2 separate regions of the Homo sapiens genome follow, and region 2 is linked to region 1. The links are chromatin contacts, found by Hi-C in ENCODE. All regions are on one chromosome and are shown on one strand. The core of a region is the stretch at or near the end of the contact, and the rest is flanking DNA. Distances in the headings are between cores, read along the strand shown. Region 1 holds the start of NUDT14 (nudix hydrolase 14). Region 2 holds the start of PLD4 (phospholipase D family member 4).

Region 1 (3,319 bases), core at 251-2,750:
GGGAAAGTGAGGGGCACAGGGCCTCTCTCAGGCTGGGGGCCAAGAGGGCTTCTCCAGGATGGCGAGGGGCAGAGTCCTGGATGTGATGGGGGGGACAGGATGCCCCCTGAGGGAGGGAGGCAGGCAGGCAGAGAGGCACTGCGACCTGGACCACCTGACCTGATAGGCTGGGGGGCTGGACTGACTGTGACCAGGAAGGTGGTCTTTGCCTTAATGGCATGAAGGAGCTCTGGCAGAGGGGAGATCTGCTGGGGGCAGGTGGGCATGCAAGCAAAAGGTGGGGCCCTAACTGGACAGGGCTGGGCTTGGAGGAAGACGGCCCGGGACTCAGTGATCCACTGGATGTGGGAAAAGGATGGCAGCAGCTCCTTCACCCAACACATATGCCTCATGCCTGTAATCCCCATGCTTTGGGAAGCCAAGGCAGGAGGATCGGTTGAGGCCAGAAGTTCAAGACCAGCCTGGGCAACAGTGAGACGTCGTCTCTACAAAAAAATTTAAACATTAGCCAGGTGTGGTGGTGTGCACCTGTGGTCCCAGCTACTGGGGCGGGGGCTGAGGCAGGAGGATCGCTTGAGCCCAGGAGGTTGAGGCTGCAGTGAGCTGTGACCATGCCACTGCACTCCAGCCTGGGCGACAGCAAGACCCTGTCTCAAAAACAAAACAAAACAAAATATTCCTTGTGAACCTACCATGTGCCTGGTGCTAAGTGAGGCAATACAGCCTCTTGTGCCGTGGCCTGGCATGGGAGAAGGTGACACCCTAGGAGGTGGGGAAGGCTGAGCTTAGGCAGATGGAGACTCCAAGGAGGTGCCCTCCCTGGAAAAAACCCCAAGGAGGAAGCCTGCTTTGAGAGGCTCTCTCAAGTTCTCACTCAGCTCCTTCTCCTACCTCCCTGCGCCCGGCCTCTGCGCTCCTTGCTCCCTCCTCCTCGGCCCAGCTATCTCCTCCTTCAAGTGGTAGCATGAAAGCCACCACTTCCAGGAAGCCTTCCCTGATCCCCAGGGCAACCAAGGAGTTCCACTGCCAAGAGGGTCGGATTGGGCGGGCGGGAAGGATGGGGCCCAGCAATGCTTCCTTGAAAGGATGAGTGGTGCCCCCTCAGATGTCCCTCCCGCGGCCCCTCCCCGGCCTGGGGGCTCACTGGGTCTGGGAACCCGCGATCCGGCGGGCGGACAAGCGGCCGCCCGGGAGATCGGCGGGAGGCGGGGGCGGGGCTCCGGGGCGGGGCCGGCAGCGCGGAAGATGGTGGGCGGGGCGCGGGTCGTGGGCCGGGCCGCCGGCGGGGGCGCGGGGGACGCGGGGGCGCGGGCTCACCTGGCGGTAATGCAGCGTGAGCGGCCGCAGGTAGGGTGAGGCGGCGCAGCGGCCCACGGACGCCCCCTCGATGCGCTCCATGGCGGCGCCCGGACAGGCGGGGGCCGCGAGCTCTGCGGGGGCCGACACGGGGCGGCGCCCTGTCCCGACAGGAGCCTTCGGGCGGGCGCGTGACCGCGGCTCTGAGCATGCTCCGTGGGCGCGCGGGGCGGGGCGGCCGAGGTGGGCGGGGCGGCCGAGGTGGGCGGGGCTCGCAGGTGCCACCTGTCGGGTGCCGCGCGCCTCGGGGCGCTGGTCGCCGCGGTGCCAGGGAAGCCGCGCAGGCACGTGGGCGTCGCCCGGGGGAAGGACTGGCCGGGTCGACCCCGGCCGCCGGGCGGGGCCAGCCGGGCCGGGGTACAGTGCTTGGGTGGGACTCGGGACCTCTTGGCTGGGGGAGGGAGGGCCTGGCGGTGGTTGGAGCTAAGGGCCTGCAGCTTTGGGGTGCGATGGGCCGAGCGGATGCCTCCCCACTCTGGGGATGGACCACAACCCCGAGATTAAGTTACTCCAGGGGTCCGCGGGCGGGGCCGGGGGCGGGGCAGCCCCCCAGGGAGGGAGGGACTGTGGGCCCAGGAAGAAAATCACAGGAGACCAAAGAGAGAGGGCCCTGGAAGGAAGCTAGGGGAGAGGAGAGTAGGGAGCTGGAGGGGCCAGAGCTTGGGCCGAGGGGGCCTCCCCTCGAGGTTCCTGGTGGCGAGGGTGGCTGGGAGCTGCCACGCTGTCTCTGGAGCTGTCCCTCCTCCACTCAAAAGCCAGCTGCCCTTCCCTCCCCCTGCAAGTCCTACCTTGATGACGGCCCTTCCTGGGTGTGGGAGGGTCCCAGGCAGCTTCAGTGCTTCCTTGGGCATGGATTCCAAGGACCCCCTCCAAATGCCACCACGGCCTCCACGGGGGCAGGAAACAATATTGAGGCCCACACTGGCCCTGAACCCTGACCTGCACCTGCTTTCTGAACTATGGCCCAGGGGACATGCTCAGGGTGGACTGGCCATGTGAGCTTGAAATCGACTCCCAGTTCCCTGTTAACTATTGCCGTGTAACAAAACACTCCTCCAAAGCTTAGTGCCTTAAAGCACCCCGTTATCGCCTGGCCTGTGGGTTGCCCAGCTCAGCCAGGCAGCCCTGTCTTGGGGTCTCTCTGCAGTTGTAATCAGGTGGCAGCTGGGGCTGGAGTCGTCTGAAGGCCAAACGGGGTGGACCGTCCAGGATGGCCTCTTCGCCCCCGCCCTCAGTTGGGTGGCTGGAACAGCTAGGGCCGGCTGGCCTCCCATGTGGCTGGCGTGGGCTTCCCTGCAGCATGGTGGTCTCGGGGTAGTTGGATTCTCCCGTGGCAGCTGGCTCCCTCCAGAGCACGTTCACCAGGCCAGGCCAAGCTGCCAGGCTTTGTGTGACCTGGCCTCAGATGTCATATGGTGTCATTCCTGGGGCATCCTGTGGGTCAGAAAGTCCTGGGCCTCCGGCAGATTCCAGGGGAGGGACATCACCAGGTGGGAACGCTGGGGAGCACGGTCATGAAGCCAGCATCCAAGTCCAGCTGTCACCGCCCCAGTAGCTCTACAGGGGCCTGTGTCTCCCTGCTTTAGCCATTCCGCCTGGTGTCCCGGAAGCCAGAGCGCCCAGCCCAGAAGCTGGCCCCACCCTACCCCACAGCCAGGCAGGCCTCTTCCTCCGGTGCACGAGGGGCCCAGGGTAAGCGCGCACCCTGGCATGTCGCGTGCAGGCTCCTTCCTGCCCGTGGTTGCATGGAAAATGAGGATGAGTCTCAGCTTCCAGCAGCAGCAGCCCCGGGACAGGCAGAGGCAACAGGAGCCCCATCAAGGAGCCCCTGGGAGAGCCAGCAGCTCCTCAAAGCACCGTGCTCCTCAGACTCACTCGGGTCCAGGTGTCTGGCAGTGCAGACTGCAGAGCTGAGTGCCTGAAAATATCAGCAAGGAGCCCACTGTGGGACGCAGCCTGGCGG
Region 2 (3,632 bases), core at 372-2,871, 260 kb before region 1:
TGCCCCTGGCCTTCCAGGCCCTCACACACCATTGTTGTCCAGACAGAAGAGACTGGGCGCTGTGGTTCACGCCTGTAATCCCAGCACTTTGGGAGGCCGAGGCGGGTGGATCATCTGAGTTCAGGAGTTCGAGACCAGCCTGGCCAACATGGTGAAACCCCGTCTCTAATAAAAAATACAAAAATTAGCCGGGCGTGGTGGCACGTGCCTTAATCCCAGCTACTTGGGAGACAGAGGCAGGAGAATCGTATGAACTCGGGAGGCAGAAGTTGCAGTGAGCCGAGATAAAGCCGTTGCACTCAAACCTGGGGTACAAGAGCGAGACTTCTCTCAAAGGAAAAAGAAAAAAAAAAAGACAGAAGAGAACCTGTTCTGTCTAACTGCCTTTTGCTTGAGTGCAGGGAAGGCAGCCTCCCTTCATACTCATGCCCCAGCCCTGCAAATGTCACAGCAGGACCCACCTGGCTGCCCCTCCCCATACCCAGAGTAACCCTCACCCAGAGTCCCTGGAGGACCCAACCCTCGGGGGCATGCCTGGGGCCCAGCTGCATTCAGGCATCCAGCAACCCAGCCAGAGGGCTGGGGCTCCCCAACCATGGCCGGGAGGTAAGGGCTGAACCCAAGGCCAAATCAGAGCATCAGGAAGGTGAAGAGAGATCTGGGAGGGGCTAGGGAGAGGATGGATCTCTTCCCCATTCACTTCCTGGCCCACCCAGACTGGCCCCAGGGGTGCAGCTGACAGGCCCCACCCTTGGGAACTGCACCCTCCTGACTGGTGTCCTGCAGGCACCCTGAGGCCATCACCCTGGACCCCTGCCCTACATAGGCCTTACAAGGAGGAGCCAGGGTGGACACCCAGACCTCATTGAAAGTAGGAGTGTTCTCAAGGTCCCAGACCTTACTCAGGGACCCCAGTCGGGGGGTGGGGCAGTGGGAGGCAGAGCCCCTTGCTAGGAGCTTCTAGCCAGGCCCACCTTTTCAGATATGCCAGTGAGCAGCCCCAGCTTCGTTCTCCAAGATAAAGACCCTAGTTACCTCCATTGCTCAGCCTCCCTTGCAGCTAAGTGTAGCCATGTGACTAAGTTCTAGATCAAGTTCCAGATCACAGATAAGTGGAAGTGCCCTGTGGGACTTCCAGGAAGTCTCCTCTGGGATGTCCCTTATTCTCTGCTAAGAACACAGAGGCAATGGCTGAGTTCCAGCAGCCACTGTGAGGCCATGAAGGCAGGGATCCTAGGGACTGGGATCTGAGAGCCTGGCTCCCAATGGCAGTGGAGCAATGCCATCATCTCTAGCAAGGCCGTCTCTAGCCTGCCAGCCCCTGGACCTGCTTAGTGTTCGAGAGTAATGAACAACCTTGCTGAAGCCACTGTTCCTTAGGTGTCTGTGGCCTGCAGCTGAACTTGACTCCGATTCGTAGGCCCGCAACTGGAGGGCCTCTACCTCGAGGGAGTGGGGTGTAGATTTTTCCTGGAGGTGAAGGTTCTCAGCCCTACCCTCTAGCCCGCCCACCCAGCTCCAGCCGTCTGTTTCTGTCTCAGATGAGAGGGGGCCTCTCAGGACAAAGAGGAAGTAGCTGGAAGGGGAAGGAGCCAGCTGCAGAGAGGAGGAGGTGAGCTGCAGAGAAGAGGAGGTTGGTGTGGAGCACAGGCAGCACCGAGCCTGCCCCGTGAGCTGAGGGCCTGCAGTCTGCGGCTGGAATCAGGATAGACACCAAGGCAGGACCCCCAGAGGTATGTGCCAATGAGGCCAGGGCAGCTGAGAAAAGCCAGGCATGGGGAAAGGGCTGCTGTCTGCCTCCCTATGGCCTCAGCCTCCCAGCAACCCCAGGTCCAGAGAGTCACACAGCCTCCAGCTAGTCCTGTAGATGACTCGCTCCGTCCCCAGTCCGTGCAGCTGGGATAAGCTGGGCCCTGGCTCTCCAGCCAGGTGACAGCTGGGCCCTCTACCTCAGCCTGGGACTGGCAGCCATGCCTAATGCCCTGCAGGGCAGGAAATCTGGCACCTTCAGCCATGACCTCTGATGTCTGCAGGGTCTTACGCTATCTACCATGGGACCAGGGGGCTACAGCCCTACTCTGCAGGGGTCTCTCAGCTTGAGCCAACCTGGCTGGCGGTCCTCCCAGGTTCCATTGCAGGAGGAGGTGGTGAGGCGCTCTGGGGTCTGTAGTCCTGGGAGGGGACTTGGACAGGCTCCAAGTCTGAGATGGGGCCTGCAAGAGGCAGCGCCTCTGTGCTCTGAGCTGCCCGTCTGCCTGGAGCATTTAAGGGAGCAAAGGTCCTCTCTGGTGAGGGCAGGGAGTGTGGGGAGCAGCTGTCCAAGAACAGCCCTGGCACCTCGTTGCCCAGCCACAGCCCAGGATTCCATGTTTCCTCTCATTGACCAGCCACAGCCCAGGATTCCATGTTTCCTCTTCTGAGAGTTAGTGGGGGAGAGCAAAGGCCCGATGCTGGGCCCTGAATCCCTGGGGACAGTGGGGACACGGTGGGCACCCTGAGGTCTCCTCTGTGGGGTGGGGGGAGCATCCCCCAGAGTTCAGCTCTGGGGTGGGGGCGGCACCCACCCACCTCTGCAGGACCCCCCAGCGTGGGGGGAGTTGGGCCGCAGTGACTTGGCCTGAGTCCCCTGTCCCCACACTTGGTTTATGCTCCTACCCCCAATCCCCCATAACGCTTGGTCTCCAGGGCAGACTCAGTCCAGGCCCGACTCCTGTGGTGTTCCTGGCATTTCCGCCCCATGCTGAGGCAGGCCAGGTTCTCAAAGCCCTCAGCCCTGACCCGTGGGAGGACAGCCCAGACGAACCCCAGAGGCCTGGAGGCTGAGCTGGCTGCTCCTGGGTGGACAGCCGACCCACCGAGCCCTGGGTCCCAGCGCCCAGCCTGGCTGCAGACACTGGCACTCAGCACTGCCCAGGCCCAGGCCCCAAACCTCGGAGACATCCCCATCCCAGCCAGGGGCCAGCCAGCTCCTGCCCTGGTGGATGTCTCAGTCAGAGGCTGGCCAGCCAGGTGACCATGCTGGGCACAGACCCCTCCCTGCACCCGGGGAGGGCGCCTCTGTACTTGTGAGGCACCCTTCCCCCATGGTGGCACCTGGGGCAGCCTGACTGCTTGCTTTGGGGGTAGGAGTGGGGATGGGAGCCCACATCCCACAGGGCCCAGATGGCCTGGCTCCCAGCTCCTTGTGGGGTGACCACTCTGAGGAGATAAGGCGAGTCCCTGCAGCAGAGGACAACCCCCTCTGCCAGCAGTAGGGGTCCCACTCTGCCGCCATCTCTGCCCTCTCCACGCCTAGCCTCTCCAGCAAGGGTACTGCTCAGCTGCCCCCTCTGACCTGTGGCTCTCTGGAGGGGCTGCCGTGGGGCCAAGACAGGAGCCCAGCCCAGGAGGGAAGCAGTTATTTATAGGCCAGCAATAAGAGGACCAAGCGACAAAAGCAGAAACAGCCCTTTCAGACGCAGTTTCAGTTGTGGTTGAAACAGGGAACTGAGATGCAAATACCTAGATACTCACTGAGTGGGAGACCCTGAAAGGGGAGACACAGAAAGCCGGGGCATGTGGCTAGGCACAGACGCCCGCCCGCCCCTCGTGCTTGGCCCAGGCTCAGCCCTGGGGACCGCCTTAACAGCAGT

What was found. A loop is a pair of places that touch in the nucleus more often than their neighbours do. Pooled maps may share reads with other maps.
Region 2: a loop to region 1 is called in a pooled map, with 4 times the contacts of the local background. The contact joins the promoter of PLD4 here to the promoter of NUDT14 in region 1. A Hi-C loop is called at or near these places in 4 of 50 pooled maps.

What each region holds. Positions count from the first base shown.
Region 1 is chr14:105,179,812-105,183,130 of GRCh38, forward strand. It overlaps NUDT14 (nudix hydrolase 14), which reads right to left and starts at 1,501. Exons shown (of 5, transcript NM_177533.5): 1 at 1,318-1,501. The coding sequence starts at 1,398. RefSeq lists a silencer at 1,201-1,670.
Region 2 is chr14:104,923,258-104,926,889 of GRCh38, forward strand. PLD4 (phospholipase D family member 4) reads left to right here and starts at 1,622. Exons shown (of 11, transcript NM_138790.5): 1 at 1,622-1,733. RefSeq lists enhancers at 1,795-1,964, 1,947-2,456.